Linked DNA regions of Homo sapiens: region 2 is linked to region 1. A link is a loop called in an ENCODE intact Hi-C map of the cell type or tissue named here. Cell type or tissue: right lobe of liver. All regions are shown on one strand. Links, peaks and the distances in the headings refer to the core of each region. The heading gives the core; the rest is flanking DNA. Region 1 has its middle 170 kb from the start of SP4. Region 2 overlaps SP4 (Sp4 transcription factor).

Region 1 (8,345 bases), core at 203-8,202:
TGGAAGATAATTCCCTAAGAATCCCATTTGCTATCTCTCTCCATTGGTAAGGTCACTTAATTTAGTGTCTTCATTAAGTACCACTCAAAGTTTAATAATTGTGCTGGCACCAGTGTCCCCTCACTCCTCTCCCAATGTATTTTGTGTCATCTATGCTTGTTACAACTCATCCCCCTTCATCTGCCCATAAACTGCAGTCATGATATTTCATGATATTATGAACACTATGTAATTTACAAATGGCCTCGCATACCTAAAGGACTGTTTAGAAAGAAAGAATAAATTGTTGCAGAGAAAGCTAGAGAAACAAGTGGAATCGCGAAGTTTCATTAGAGACAGCTCAAAGGAAGAGATTTTTACAGTGGTAGTTTCTTATTCTTAGACAAGGAGCAGACACTTGCAGGGGGGAAATAAAACAGGCAGCTATTTTGTGTTCCTAATTAAATTGTTTGCCACCAGTGGCAAAACAGAATCTGCCGCTATTAAACAGGCCACATCAAGGTAATCAACACTGGCTTACTAAATCTATTTCAGTGCAAGAGAGAACTGCAAACCTAAACAAACAAACAAGCAAAAAAATACATTGCATACCTTTGAAGTACTTTTTGTATATGAGAAGCCTGCCTCGAATGTTGAAAAAAGCAAAAGCCTCGAATTCACAGGAAGCAACATTTTTAACCTGCCCCACTGTATCCAGGTGTCAGGGAGATTCTGAATAGTCGGTAATTCTCAAAGCTACAGAACAGGAGTCTGCTTTTTCTCCCACACCTTGATGCACAGTTCCTATTAAATGTAGCTGGAGTTACAAACCATAGGAGAAAAAAATGCATCTGTCTCCTCTGCAACATTAGAATTGTGAACTGAATATTCTCACTGCCTGGGGTTTCATAGAAAACATCTGAATTATCTTTCAATGTACTGGAAAAATAAACATTAACTGCACACTTGTCCTTCTCATTTTCTGCTTTGGGATCATGCAATGCTAGTGTTAGTTAAAATATTTTTTAAATTATAACTCTCAAAGTGTTAGGACTCTTGCAATTGTACCACATCGTTGAACGTTTCCCTGGTAAAGACGTTATTCTTTAAACTGTGGTTTTCTGTTCACATCACAAATGAGAAATAGTGAAGAGATAATGCGAGGTTTAACTAGTATTTAGACATTTCTACTTTAAGACACATTTAGGTGCTTTAAGAGATAAACAGTTCCCCAGCCCACCCCACATGCGCCCCCACCCCTGCCCTGCCTCCCGGCACCCCCATGAAAACTGCAGAGTCAAGTAGTAGGGGGAAAATATAGTTCCCTACAAGGGTTTACTTCCTAATGCTGCTGCCTGATTTTAGTTCCCAGACAAGTGACAAGCCAAAACAAAAAGATAAATAAAAATCAAACACATATACAACAACAAAAACAACCCCTCACATTAACATAGGGGCCTCCTGGTGCTGGAAGCTGAAACTCCTCACAGGATCTTCTATACGCAAAAATCTGGTCTTATTTTTCTTTAACATAAGGAGAGAGTAAGATAGGGCTGAGAAATGTGATCTCTGCTGGCAGAAAAGAGAATAGAATCAGCTACTTTTATGAACACATTTAAAGCCTGTGTCATAACTTCAGAAACCTTGATGTGATTGAAGCTTAGTAAATTTCAGGAGATCTGCTTTAAAATGGTTTTGTACTATTCTTTGAGAAGTCACTTTGTTTTGCCAGCTCTGGATGCTAATAGGGACTGGTATTTTTTCCTGGCTGTGTCAATGACATCACACAAGTTGCACTCCACGATGACAAACATAGAGGAACAAAGTCCACAGAGGCATGGGCAGCAGCGATCAGGGAAAATGCCATCATGCAAAGCTCTCTCTGGTTAGATAGCTTGCATTTTCTGAGTGTTGGTTGCTTACTTGTTCTTAAAGATATACATCTTTCTTTAAGAAATTAAAGAAATGTTAATCTGGAAATCAACATAGGGTCTTTTCTTCATTGTATGAGAAACATCATTGTAAATATCACTTCTCTCTGCATTCATGAAATGCTGATTATTAAGAATATATATCATAATCCACAAAAATCTAGACACTGATCTTTGTTAGCTATTTCACATATAAGATAATATGTTCATAAAGATGTATACAGATAATTTAATGTAGAATTTAATAATCAGCCCAGTTTATGTGCCACTGAAAGACATAGTACTTAGGAAATACAGTATATTTCTGTTTTTCTAAGAAAGTTAGGGAGTATGTTTAATTAATGCTAAAATGCAATAGAATTCCTATGGAAGTACTTATGACATCCCCATGAATACCAAATGAGTTCATTATGATCTGTGTTATTACAATGAATACCACATGAATTAATAATGCTGGAACACTCAAAATGAAGTGTTACCAAGTGTTGTGGTATAACAAATATGGTTAAATATTATGTGATTAAAGTTATTATAAGCTGAGTTTCGATCAAAAGAAAGCAAAATTCCATCTCTATTTCAGGGAGTTAAGAGTGGAATCAAACTGTTGTTTCTACACGTTGTGATTCTTAACTTTCAACAGTCCCTTAAAGCCTTTCTCCAAATACTATAATCATTTAAATTACCTTGGTTAGAAGTGGCAGAGGAGGTGGGTGGGGGTGGATGGAGTGATGAAGGGAGGTTGGCAGGCAGAGAAGTTGTGGAAGGAGCAACTAATATACCTCAGGAATTCACCCAACTTGGAAGTATATATATGATTTTTCCATAGTTTGCGTTTTAAGACATGGAATTTTCAGTTCAGTTATTCTTGTCTACTGACAAGCTTATTAAAATAATTATTTAGTATGTATTTCAGGACAGTGAAGCCATAATGAACAAGAACATTTTCTTCAGCTTTCAAGTTGAAGTCCTACTTTTATGTGTCGGAGATTCCATAACAATTTCTAAAATCAATTATTTTAAATAATACATCCCAACTGTATTTGTGTAAATTATTGCTGCACATTCTGCTGTAGGAAAGCTGGACTCTACATCTGCATTGTATTATTTATGCACTTAGATGTAATACGGTGTAACAATTCATATCTATTGTAGATTTAGTAAGACATGAAGGCAGAAGTGGATTTAATCAGACATGTAATTATTTTTATGCCTTCAACTCAAAAATATGCGTAAATGAATTTATGGTTATTTGGCAATCAGTGGAAATGGTCTTTATAAATGTTGAAACAGCTGCTGGCAAATATATTTGCAAAAGAAGGAAAACGGCACTTATCTTCTAGTCGGGTAAATGATAAAGGAATGACTGTTAGCCGTAATGCAGTATCCTAGCTGTTAAATATTTGCTTCGTCATCCTTAACATTACACAAACATACATTCAACATAAGAAAAACTTGCAGTTCTTTCCTTCTGTGATAATGGAGCACATTTTCTCATAAGAGGATTTTTAGAACACCTCTGTGTCTGAGAATGCTCTTTTCTTCTGAGTCTGAGCAGTTGCTGTCATGCTGTTTCACTTGTACATTCCCATTTATTCTATTATTTGTGGTATCATTCCAGTTCTTGAGATAGAACACTCTCATTTAAAATAATGGGCCATGATAATGCACACACTTCTGTCAAATATGTTGATTCTGGTGTCTATTAGGATTTCTCACTGTTGCTTTTACAACGGCTTTAAGACATTCGGAAAACTTTCCTTCCACAGAGCGTAAATGCAGTCCTCGTACTACCTGGTTATGATTACTTCGTTGTGTTGAAGCATCTAATAAATTACATATCGGTAAATGTAGATCTTGGACAAATACCCCAAGAAAATCTAATTCTCTTGAAGTGCATCTTTTTTCATTCTTTCAAGTTTTCAGTTTAAATTTAGTGCCTTTGACTGGTGAAAAATTAATAGCACTGGTACCTGAAATCTTCTCTATAACCTGTGGTGGAGGAAAAGCTTCCTAGAACCTTTCTAACGTGTCAATTACAACCCAGATAGATTACTATATGAGGAATTATTTCATTTTTCTTGGATCAAATATAAAACAGCTATAATATTTTTAAGTTGTACTGAAGGAAGCATGGTAAAGACACTCCTGCACTCAGGGCTAGGGCAGGCAACATAAACAAAGCTGTCACTCTCTCTACAAGGTGAGCTTGTATTTGAGCATGCATTCGGATTGTATGCATATGGTGATTTCCAACACTAACCGTTTGGGTGATACTCAAATTATAACACACCACTGACTTAAAAGTCACTTGCATCCGACTTTTGTAAATCATGGGGTTCTCTTTCATTCAGGTATGTTGTCTCAGTGATCAGTAGCATTTCCAATAAATTATACACTGACCAGTTGGCAGAGCTTCTGCCCGTTATTGGAGCAAAGCCTGCAAACCTCCTCTGTCAGATGCTGCATTCCCAGCCCTCAGCCCCCTAACGTAGCAGAGTTCCTTGGCAAACGACAGAGTGCCCTCTGTTGATGGAAAAAGTAATGCGCAGCGGAGGATACAGAGAGAAGCTTTCCTACTAGAAGTCGCAGAGCTGCCCGTTAGCCGATACACATTTGTGATGTAAAAATCACATTTTAAATTATAAAAATATTGATTTAATGAATATTGAGAGAGTACAGATGATTGCAAATTCAGACACAATTGTTGGAATTATGTATTTAGATAGATACACACATAAACACGCTAGTTATTCAGTTTCTACATACCTGGAAATGCTACGTAAGACGACTCCTTTTTTACTCTGTGCAGTATAGATTCAACCTACACAAGCAAATATTTCGTTTCAAATTTTTCTGCAACCGAATAGAACATTTAGCATGAACAATGATGCTACATGCTCAGGCTCTATACACTTAACTAATGTTAAAAATGAAAAACTGTAAGAATTCCGCTGAACAGAGATTTCTAATTCCTTCAGGTTTAAGGAGGGAAATCAACAGAAAGCAAAACCGCTGAGAAAAGCCTTTAGCTTCAGCGTTGTCTCTGCAGGGTGAGGAAAAATTGATAGCCTGGTTTGCTGTTACTGCTTTCAAACTAAGTTCCAGTGAGCCTTCATAAAACAGTAAATTGTATCACAATTTTAAAGCAGTAATTCACTAAGCACTCACTTCTTCACTTCCATGTTTCTATTTGCTTTCTTTTGAAATGGAAAAAATCAAATCTCACAGAAGTGATATCTTTACATTTTAAGGCCATTTCATATGTTAATTAGTTTAAAAGCAACATGAAAAAATGTTAGCTTGCACAAATACTTGCAGTTAACATTTTTTAAAGTGTGACTTTCTTGACTATTTTGGAGAAATAAACTCTGGTTGCTGTTGCAAGTTGAAAATGTTTCTGCCTGAGAGGTTGCATTTTGGGATCTGCACGGATTTAAATACTCCTCTACCTGCTTCTTCACTTAAATTTGAGTATTTGCAGCCACAGAATTAACCTATTGTAATGACTTGATTGCAATCTTCAATTTTATTGTTATGAAGGAAGAGTTTTCTTTCAAGGTTTATTTGCAAGTGTTAAATGGAATTAAGACAAAAAAAATCTTTATGCCATTTCCAAGAAACTGTTACCTAGAAGAAAAGGAAAGAGGATGTTAAATGGAGTTTTCAGATTTGTTGCTGGTACTGATGAAATTAACCAGATAAATTGTTTGGTACTCATTTTCATTTTCCTTACAGAGGCTCTGAGATTTTTTTTTAAGTAGTTTGCCAATTCTTGACTTCTTCATACCCAATCTTTATTTATATGAAATCACTTTTTTAAGTGTGAATTCACATACTATTCACAAGGTTTGTTGGCATAAGAATGAGATATGTGCTAAGGAAATCATTTAAAATGTGAGCTGGAATTCTCGATTAGTGGTAACAGTCTGACAAAATGGAGCCAGTGATGGCTCGAGTTTGTTAATATACACAGTCCAAATAGCAACATGAAAACTAAGAACTTCAGTTCGTTGGTGTGCTTGAGATTTCAGCTCACTGAAACCTCTGCGTTAGAGAGGAATTGCAAACAGAAGAGAATGAGATCCTGTTGTATGACAGGAATGATACTGCACTGGGGATTTTTAGGATTCCGAAGTATTTTACCAATACTCCCTAAATATGCTTTCCTACTTATTCTCGGCTTAGCCCTTACACTTTGATCTGATATTTTTCAAGCTTTTTCTTTCCTTAAACAGTATAATCATTTTGTTTTTCTTTCTGATCAGGAATATAATGATCTCACTTCTATTGCTTTTTTCAAACAGTAAGATTACATTTAAACAATGACAGGGAACAAAACTTAAGTATGATAAACACTTTTCCCATTGCTATAAACAACTGAAAAATAACAAAATTATCAAAATATTCTCATTTCAAAATTTTTCATTTTGTTTTATTTCAAAAATGCAATGAAGTCTCAAACATTTTCTTTTCCACCATTTTAATTGAAATTGGAAATTAAAATAAATTCTGTTTAAAGGGAAAACTAATTTTTAGTTAGAAATTAAACTCAAAGTATAATTTGCTTATACATTAATAAAGTATATATAACGTAAAGTATATTTAACCTTTTAAAGTTTTCCCCTTCCCTAGATAATTTTGTTATTTAAATGAATTGAATTATAAAATAATCTCATGGCACTGTGTAATATTTTACGATACAATCCAGTTAAAGAGGTGCTAAATATTTTAGAAACAGCCCACCAGAGGGCAGTCAGCTTTTAGTCTAACGTGTTGGAAATAGATAAATTTATTATGATGGCTAAGTTTTAAATAAAATATCTATTTAAATCACATAACTTCTTGCATCTAGGAGGTGAACAAAGTGAAGTTATGACTTGAGATTGAGAAGCCTGAGGCTTCAAACCATTTTGATAAAAAATCACCAAAGGACTAACAATTCTAACAATTGCCCTTCTGTACTCCCTCACACTCAACCTTTTCATTGTGATATTTATGTTTGGTTATAAAGTAAGATTTATTTTGATTTGAGATGTTTTGGTGCATTAATTTTTTTTCTAATCAGTGGAGACTTTGGGACAAGCTCCTGCTAAGAGAGAAAGAGAGAAGAGAGATTTTGTTTTCTTGCTCACCTGTCTGTATATTCCTACTAATTCCAAAATGAGTCTACTGTGGGTTTTAATGGAGCTTAATAATATTATTATACAAATGACACAGAAGAGATTCTGGAACATATGAATGGTGATTGGAGAATACATGGTTTGTTTCCTTGTGTAAACTCTAGGGGTGTTGGGCACTAAGTTGCCTCCAGTCACCTTAATAGTCAGAGATAATAACATCCACTTAGAAGAGGATTAAAAGAACACTGAAATCCTTGCATGTATTATTTTATTTAAAATAAAGAAGAGTCCATCTCTACTAAAGATACAAAAAAAAAAAAAAAAATAGCCGGGCGTGGTGGCGGGCACCTGTAGTCCCAGCTACTCGGGAAGCTGAGGGAGGAAAATGGCATGAACCCGGGAAGTGGAGCTTGCAGTGAGCCAAGATCATGCCACTGCACTCCTGCCTGGGTGACAGAGCAAGACTCCATCTAAAAAATAAATAAATAAATATAAATAAGAGTCATTGAGGTTTGGACAATGTTTTGTCATTGTTGTTATTACTATTATTATTGGCAAAATTCTGGTTGTCAAATTTCTGAGCCCTGAAAACAAAATCCTTCTCCTAAAGTCTGCAAAAGAGGCCATGAGTGAACAGAAATATTTATGAGAGCTGAGGTGCTTTCAGATACTCACTTGCTAGATTTCTTATAATAATCTTGTGAGGTATAAGACCCATGTTAAATAACTTGGTCAAGGTAACAGAAATGAGACTTATACCTTGTCATTTTCCTCTTCTCTCACTTGCCTTGGAATTAAGAAACAAAGAAGCTAAAGATTTTTTTTCCTTGTGTTGTTTATTTATTTTTGTTTTATTGGTTTTGGAACCCAAGTTTCCCTAATTATAAAAATTATTCACGCTTATAAGAAAATAATGATCTTAGCAAAGACATAGAATAAATCTAGATGCCCACCAAGGACAGACTGGATAAAGAAAGTGTGGTACATATACATCATGAAATACTATGCAGCCACAAAAAAGAACAAGATCGTGTCTTTTGTGGGAACATGGATGGAGCTGGAGGCTATTATCCTTGGCAAACTAGTGCAGGAACAGAAAATCAAATACCAGATATTCTCACATATAAGTGGGAGTTCAATGATGAGAACTCATGAACACAAAGAAGGAAACAACAGACACTATTGTTGAGTCTACTCAAGACTCTGTTGTTGGGTCTACTTGAGAATGGAAAGGGGGAGGAAGGAGAGGAGCAGAAAAGATAACTATTGGGTACTGCACTTAATACCTGAGTGATGAAATAACCTGTATAGCAAA
Region 2 (8,345 bases), core at 143-8,142, 250 kb after region 1:
AGGGCCTGGGCTTGGAGTAGTACCAGACACTTGGGGGGTTGAGTTTTTGATGAGTTTGAGAATAAATCGCCCTACAGGGTCTTTCCCTGTGATGTCTGCCCCTAACCCATATAACCAAGAGTCTTCCAGAACTGGGGCCAGCCCATGTTTTCTTTTTAGATTTTTCTCAGAGTTAACTTTAAGGGTTCCTTAGGTGACCCATGCACTTTCCACTGGTCTTTTCCCCTCCTTTCCAGGGTCTCCTTTACCAGTCCCTTGACTCGAGTATAGTGAGTCCACCTCATGCAGCTGTTCGCATGGCTGTCTCAGTGGTCAGGAGCACTTGATAGGGACCTTCCCAGCTTGGGTGGAGCTTGTCTTCTTTCCAAGTCTTAATCAGCACCAAGTTACCAGGCTGAAAGTGGTGAGCCATGAACTCAAGAGGTGAAGTTTGAGTTAGAAGTCGTTTTAACCTAAGGGATGACAGGGTGGAGTATATGGCCACTATATAATTTCTTTAAAAATTGATCCTTGGTTTCCATAGCCGGAAGATCTGTAGCTCTGCGCAAATATAGGAGCCCATATAATGACTCGTAGAGGGGCAATCCCAAGTCTTTTATTGGTGCTTGTTCTAATCTAAGGAATGCTATTGGGGGACATTTGGTTCAAGGCATTTTAGTTTTTAAGATTAGTTTGGTGATATGCTTTGTGAGAGTTTGAGTCATTCTTTCTACTTTCCAGAGGAAGGGAGATGCCAAGGGGTGAGATAATCCCATTTAATTTGTAAACCTTCCATAATTCACCTTAACACCCTTGAGGTAAAGTGGCTTCCATTGTCTGAATTAATATTTTCCATCAGTCCAAAGCTAGGTGAATCTGTTTTAATATTATTTTGACCACATTCCCAGCAGTGGCTGTTGGAAGGGGAAAGGCTTCTACCCAGCCTGAAAGGTAATCTACCATCACCAGTAAATACTTTAGTCTTCCTACTTTGGGCATTTCTGTGAAATCTACTTGAATGCTTTGAAGTGGTCTTACTCCGGAGGTCTTCCTGTTTTCTAATCACCTTTTTGTTTATCTTTTGACAAGTTAACACAATTTCCACATGCTTGTTTAGCAAGGGTATAAATCCCTATACACCCATAATTCCTAAGTATTGTATCACACAAAGCCTGGGGTCCCCATTGACTCCATTTGTGTAATGTAGATACTAGTTTTCTCATTAGGGGTTTACTTATTTCAGGAAGTACCCATTTGCCATCTTCAGTCTGAGTGACCCCTGTCCTGTCTAATTCTTCCTCCTCCTCTCTGGTAAACTGGGGCCTTAATACTAGCTTAGGGATGTTTGGGAGCAGGCTACATAGTCTAATTTCTTCGTCCAGGGAGGCTTGCTTAGCAGCTTCATCTGCAAGCCTGTTTCCTGTAGCTTCTATAGTGTTCCCTTTCTGATGACCATTTACATGAACTATGGCTACCTCTGCTGGAAGGAGGAGGCTTTCTAAAACCTGTTTGACCAGTTCCCCAGGTACCAATTATTTTCCCCTGCTATTTATTAGACCCTGCTCTGTCCAGATTTTTTCAAAAGTGTGTTCCAACCCATTAAGCATATTTAGAATCAGTATATATAGTGCCTTCTTTGGCTTTAAGGAGCTTTATGGCCGGGTTAAGACCATATAATTTACAGATTTGGGCTGACCAGCCATTAGGTAATCTACCTTTCTCACATAGGGAGTGTTTATCTCCATCAGTGACAGCATTGCCATCTCTCGTTCGTCACAACTCATCCACAAAGAGCCTTATCCCATCATGTAGTGGAGCTTCCCTAAGGTTTGGTCCTACTTTGGTTTGTTATTCTATGATATCTAAGCAGTTCTGGTCTGATGTCTTTGATCTCCTCTCCTTTCCATAGGAAACTGGCTGCATTTAGGCAAATATTTGTTGTTACAAGCAAATAATTTTTTTTCTTAATAATATGGCTTCATATTTTATGAAGAACGTGTTCAAACTATCTCCCGGCTTTTGGTTTAATATATTCCTGACCTGGTGTGGAGCGCTTACTATTAGGGCCCCAACAAAGGTTAGCTTTCTACTCTCCTACCAGCAGGGCTGTGGCAGCACTGCTTGCACGTATTTGGGCCACCCCTGAGAGACAGGATCGAGAAGCTTGGAGGCAAAAGCAACAGATTCCCTCTTCCCTCCCCAGGTTTGAGTGAGCACCCCAAGGGTGATCCACTGTTACCAACAGATGGAATGGTTTCTCTAAAGATGAGAGGACCAGGACCGGGGCTGTAATGAGGGCCCGCTTTAGCTCTTTTACCACCTGAATTTCCTTTGAGGACAATTGCAAGGGATTGGGTTCTTCTTTTAGTAACTTGATATATAGAGTCTTTGTCTTTTGATCATATGAGTCAATCCATAACCTATAGTAGCCAGTTAAATCTAAAAATTTTTGGAGTTCTCTTTTTGTCTTAGGCAAAGGCAGACCCACTATTCCCAGTATTCTCTCTGGGTTTATTCTTCACATCCCTTCACTAATCAGGTGTCCTAAATATTTAACTTCTTTTTCTGCAAACTGCAGTTTGTTCTTAGATACTCGCAATCCCCTTTCTCCTAGGAAATTAAGCTTGTGGTGGTTTCTGATACCTCGGTCCTCCTCTCCCCAGAAATTAAAAGATTATCTATGTATTGTAACAACTGGGTTCCCCTGGAAGGTTGAAATTCCTCCAGGACTTTTTCTAAGATTTGACCAAATACGTTTGGGGCTTCTGTGAAACCTTGTGGCAGCACAGTCCAGGGGTACTGTTGTTTTCTCCTAGTTATAGCATCTTCCCATTCAAAGGCAAAGAGGTTCCCTAATCCTAAAGTCTAGGGGACATGCCCAGAATGCATCATTTGGATCCACCACATTGAACCACTTACGTTCATAGGGTATCTTACTAAAGAGGGTGTAGTGTTTAGTCACCACAGGGTGGTAGGTCTGGACAGTTTGATTTATAGCCCTTAGATCTTGTAGCAATCTATACAACCCATCAGGCTCTTTGGGAGAATTGGAGTATTGTAACATGCAGGGTTTTAATTGTCCATCGTTAATCAATCCCTCTATTACCAGTTGGAGACCTTTTCTCCCTTCAGTGGAAATGGGATATTGTTCTCTGCAAACTACTTCTGGTTGTTTTAGGTTAATCTGTAAGGGTGTGATTTTTAACCCTCTGTTGCCTTCCCTAACCCTCACAAGGGGATTTAATTTTTCTTTCCTCCTCCTCTGTCAGGAGGCCCATCATTACTTTTATTTGTCCTTCCTCTATTCCTAATCCTAAACCCAATCTCACAATCAGGTCTCGACACAGGAGGTTAGTTCCTACTTCAGGAACAAGTGACGCCTCAATTTGTTTTGCTCCTGATGTAATTAAAATTTTCTTAAATATTGGAACCTGAAATCCCTCCCCTTTTACCCCTGATACTTTCAATTTTTCCTTAGAGAGTTCTGTAGCCCTTGGTTGGTGAATTAGGGAGGAGTGAGCTGCCCCAGTATCAACCAAAAATGTCACTTCTCCCTCAGGTCCCACCTTCAAATTTATTAAGGGTTCCTGGTGGGATCTACTCAGAAGGTGCTCCTGCCCCCGACTAGTCTTCATCAATAGTCATGAGGGGTATCACCTTTTCTTTTTTCCATTTAGGACATCCTCTCTTCAAATGCCCTGTCTTTCCACACTTGTAACATCCACTCATAGTCTTAGGACCTTTTCCCTGCATTTCCCTTCTTTCTTTGTGTTGAAATCTATAATTCCCTTGTCTCCTAAGTGGGGGATCTTGATGTAAGTCTTTTCTGACTACCTCTTCCACAGTGGAAACCATGATTTTTGCTTTTTGTTTCTGCTTCTCTTCCTTTCTCCTTACAAAGACCCTCTGAGTTTGCCTCAGTAAATCCTCAGTTGGTTTCTCTTTCCATCCATCAATCTTTTGTAATTTTTTGGTAATGTCAGGCCAGCTCTTAATTACAAAGTTAACCTTCAAAAGGCATTGCCCTACTGGGTCCTCTAGATCTAATCCGGAGCATTTTCTCATCTGATCTCTGAGCCTATATAGGAATGCAGAAGGAGTTTCCTCTTTTTCTTGTTGAATCGTGAATGTGTCCTATGTCCTACGAGTGGACTCCTTGATCCCTTTAATTATTAGTTCCTGGAGATCCTACATTTGGGCGCAGTCCCTGGGATCATTATTATCCCATTCAGGATTAACATTTGGAAATTTTTGTTTGGCTGGTGAGACTTCTTGCCTGGGAGGGTGTTGCCTCTCCCAGATGGTCATGTCCACTCTCCTGATCATTCCCCTTTCTCTTCCTATGAATAGGATATTCTTGATGGACATCATTTCAGCCCAGGTGTAAGAGCTGTATCCTAGGAATTGGTCCAGATGGTCTGCTAAACCGAGTGGATCTTCTAGGAGTGGTTTCATTTTTTTCCTGAAATTCCTAATTTCAATACTTGCAAGAGGAGCATTTACAAAGCCAGTCTCTCCCTGTCCCATGGGAACTCCCCTAAGAGGGAACATGCTAGGTGCCTGCTGTGTGGAAGGAATAGGGAAGTTCTCAATATCCCTCTTACAGTGTTCTTTTCTTAAATTTGGATAAGGATTTAGAGGAGCAGTTGGTTTGGCTCCGCCATGGTGTCCAGGTCTTTCCTCCTCTAACCCTCCTGCTGCCCCTTGATTTTCCTGTCCCCTATTTTGTGAGATGTATGGAGGGGCATGGATGATAGGGTCCCAGGGCTTTTCCCTGGGTGAGGGATTTTTACTAGGCTCTTTTTCTTCTTCTTTAAGTGGGAATATGGGGCTAATTCCTTGATCCAGCAGAGAGCATAACCTGTCTCTTGTGAGGTTGGGGTTTTATTATTCACATAGAGAATTAAAGCTTGGCACACCTAATTTTTATCTGAGCCAAACTTAGGCCATAGGACTATGCTGGTAAATGTCAGAGGGAGTCTCTTTGGCTCCCTCTTTCCCTTGTCCCCTAGGCCTAGAATTTCTGTTTCCCATTTTTGGTCAGTCTGTGTCTGAGCTTTTCCCTGTGTTCTCAGCACCCCCTACTGGAGGTTTCTTGCACACCCATGGAATCACTTCATCCATTCTCTGGCCATTCTTTGTCCATTCTCCTCACGGGAGAACGGAACCATGGATTGGGACTCTGCACTTGCTTCATATCTAGGGTACATCTCAGTCACACACACTCAACCTCTGAAAATGCCCAACCACCAAGACAGTACTTACAGTCCAATTTTCCTCCCTTGGCTTCTGCACGAGGTTGCCTGGTTGCTGCAGTGCCTGCTTTTCTCCCTGTGTCGCCTCTGCTGCCTCCTGAATAACAGTCTCAGGTTTGTCTGTGGCTTCTGTGGGGAGCCAGGATGCCCGGACAGAGTGGGCCACCCAAATCGGGTGGGACACCTCTGCCCTCTCGGCTGGAGTCCCACTCCATGCAGGCACAGAGATCCCAGACAGGCCCCCAGGTTTGTGAGAAACACAGATTCACCTGTCCAAACCCAAAGAATGGACTTGGAGACACAAACAATGGAAGCGAGACTTTTAATGGTGGTCTTGCAAGATGGAGTGTCTGGTAGGCAGGCACACCCGGGGCAGTTACAGCAGGTAATTTATTTCCTAGCATCCAAATCTCACTGCAACCTCCACCCCGCCTGGTTCAAGCGATTCTCCTGCCTCAGCCTCCCAAGTAGCTGGGATTACAGGCGTGCATCACCACGCCCAGCTACTTTTTTTGTATTTTTAGTAGAGACAGGGTTTCACCATGTTGGCCAGGCTGGTCTCAAACTCCTGACCTCAGGGTCCACCCACCTCAGCCTCCTAAAGTGCTGGGATTACAGGTGTGAGCCACCGCGCCCAGCCTAAATACAGTTTGTTTGTTTTTTTAAGTAGGCCACTGCCTCCACCTTTGTACAGAGAAATCCCAGGTTCCTCCTGTCAGAACCTAGCTAGACCCTGGAATAAGATACCAAGACCAGGCTTGCCAACTGTGGCTTGGCATAGAGTTTGTGTTTGACCTGGGGTCAGGGCCTTGTCTACACACTTTTTTTTTTTTTTTTTTTTTTTGAGACAAGGCCGTGCTCTGTCATCCAGGCTAGAGTGCAGTGGCTCACTGTAGCCTCAACATTTGCATTACATGTTGATTTATATAATTAATGGATGGTGTTGCTTATTATCGATTGATTGTGAATCTGGCCACGACAAATTTATTCTAATTGTTTATTTTCTCAGATTATTTATGTAAATAGTAATAACTGTAAATAATAATCTATTTCAATTTTTTTCTTCCAGTGATTGTACCTCAGTTCATTTTACTGTCTTATATGTTGGCTTCGTCAGAATGTTTCATATTATGTTGAAAATAGTAATGATATATATAATAGCATTCTTATCTTGTTCCTGATGTATAAAGTAATAGTTCAGAAGTTTCTCCATTAATTATATGTAGGGGTATAGCAGGTAAAAGAAATAAATTTTTATTCCTGGTTTGCCAAGAGCTCTTATCAAAATGTGTTAAATTTTATCACACTGTTTTTATGCTTCTGTTGACCTTTTTTTTCTCTCCTTTAACTTTATGGAATCTTAAGTCATACAAAGTATTTTATTTTTGTGTAGTCAGATTTGTCTATTCTCTCTTTTATAGTTTCTAAATAACCTGTTGTACTTTTTAAAGTACCTTCAAACTCTAGGTTATAGAAATATTTTCCTTTTTTTTTAATACTTGGTTTTAAATCTTTGTAGCATGTATCTTGGTGTGTGGTATGACATGGAGGTGCATCTTCTTTGTGTTACTTCAGATGGATGTTTAATACAATATTGTATTGAGTGCAGTGCTCCTGTAAGTTTTAATATTTGTTTGTAACAATAATAAGGAAGACTAATGGTTTTTTCAAAGTTTACTCAAAAGTAAAAGCACACACGTAAAGAAAAAGAGAATGTAAAGAAAAAGAGAGAATATCTGACGTGGACCAACTTGAGCCTATAGATTTTTTTTATTGGTAAGTCAAAAGCAGGGCCAAGAAAAGAAATTATCCAAATTGAATTTTCTCATTATATTAGTCTGTTTTCATGCTGCTGATAAAGACATACCTAGACTGGGCAATTTACAAAAGAAAGAGGTTTAATTGGACTTACAGTTCCACATGGCTGGGGAGGCCTCACAATCATGGTGGAGGGCAAAGAGGAGCAAATCACATCTCGTGTGGATGGTGGCAGGCAAAGAGAGAATAAGGAAGACACAAAAGCAGAAATCCCTGATAAAACTATCGTATCTTGTGAGGCTTATTCTCAAGAACAGTATGGGGAACCCACCCCCATTATTCAGTTATCTCCCACTGGGTCCCTCCCACAACATGTGGGAATTATGGGAGCACAATTCAAGATGAGATTTGGATGAGGACACAGAGCCAAACCCTATCACTTATTACCCAAGTTTTATCAGACTGGGAAAACAACATTTCAGTCCCTTAAGTAACAATTTTAGAGGGAAGATCTACGGCTAACAGTTATTCATTGTGCACATCAGGATAAACCAGTTAACCAAATTTTGATATGCCTCATTTATTATACACAAAAACAAAAAGGCCTTTTTGTTTTTAGTTAACATTAAACTAGCTTTTATTCCAAAACAAAGAAGTCGGTCCAGTAAAACTATCTTATATTTTGAAGAAAACATATTTAAGAATTGCTTTGGACAACAGAAACTGTTATCTTATGAAACCTAAAAACTTTATTAAATTCTGAATGTAGCATGTGCCTGCCTCCCATTTTTGCCTTGTAAAGAACTCAGTATGCTATTAAATTATTAACTTAGTTTATTTGAAATAGTTCCAAGATATTTCATGCCTCCAAGATTAAAACTAAAACCCAGGTTAGCAGTTTTGAAGAAGAGTGGACATGAGCCTTGAACATTATATATATTTGTTACATCTGATAGAGATATTTTAAATTGTCTGCTAAAAACCCTCTTGCTTTGTAGATGGGAAAACTGAGAGTTCCAGTGGCTATTTACTTGCTCCAGCTTTTATTTCCAGTTCATAGCAGAAGCAGGACTTAAACTTCAGGTCTTTTCGTCTCAATCACATGGTCTTTCTCTTTGCATTGTGTATTTGATAACGTTTTTAAATAAAACAAAGCATTTTGCAACTAGTGAAACTGTACAAAAAGTCATATAATGTGACCAGAAGGGAGATTATTAAAAATTATAATTTCACTTAAGCAAAATGTGTATAACGCCATTTACTGTTTTTCTATGTAGGTGAAAAGAGATTTGAATGCCCGGAATGTTCTAAAAGGTTTATGCGGAGTGATCATCTCTCCAAACATGTCAAAAC

What was found. Peaks named below come from ENCODE experiments on the same cell type or tissue, not always from the same donor. Only the 100,000 strongest peaks of a DNase experiment are listed, where the experiment ranks them.
Region 2: it touches region 1 in a loop (6-fold over the local background); 85 of 110 quality-filtered maps call a loop at or near these places.

The regions. Positions count from the first base shown.
Region 1 is chr7:21,249,820-21,258,164 of GRCh38, forward strand. No RefSeq gene overlaps it. Among named protein-coding and RNA genes, the nearest start is that of SP4, 170 kb to the right of the region's middle. In right lobe of liver, for the core only: CTCF peaks have their summits at 4,432 (motif pointing left) and 6,655 (motif pointing right); DNase peaks (open chromatin) are centred at 1,802 and 4,422; H3K27me3 peaks cover 2,494 bases.
Region 2 is chr7:21,502,753-21,511,097 of GRCh38, forward strand. It overlaps SP4 (Sp4 transcription factor), which reads left to right. Exons shown (of 6, transcript NM_003112.5): 6 at 8,270-8,345. Among named protein-coding and RNA genes, the nearest start is that of MIR1183, 36 kb to the left of the region's middle. In right lobe of liver, for the core only: a CTCF peak has its summit at 5,064 (motif pointing left); DNase peaks (open chromatin) are centred at 5,079 and 5,989.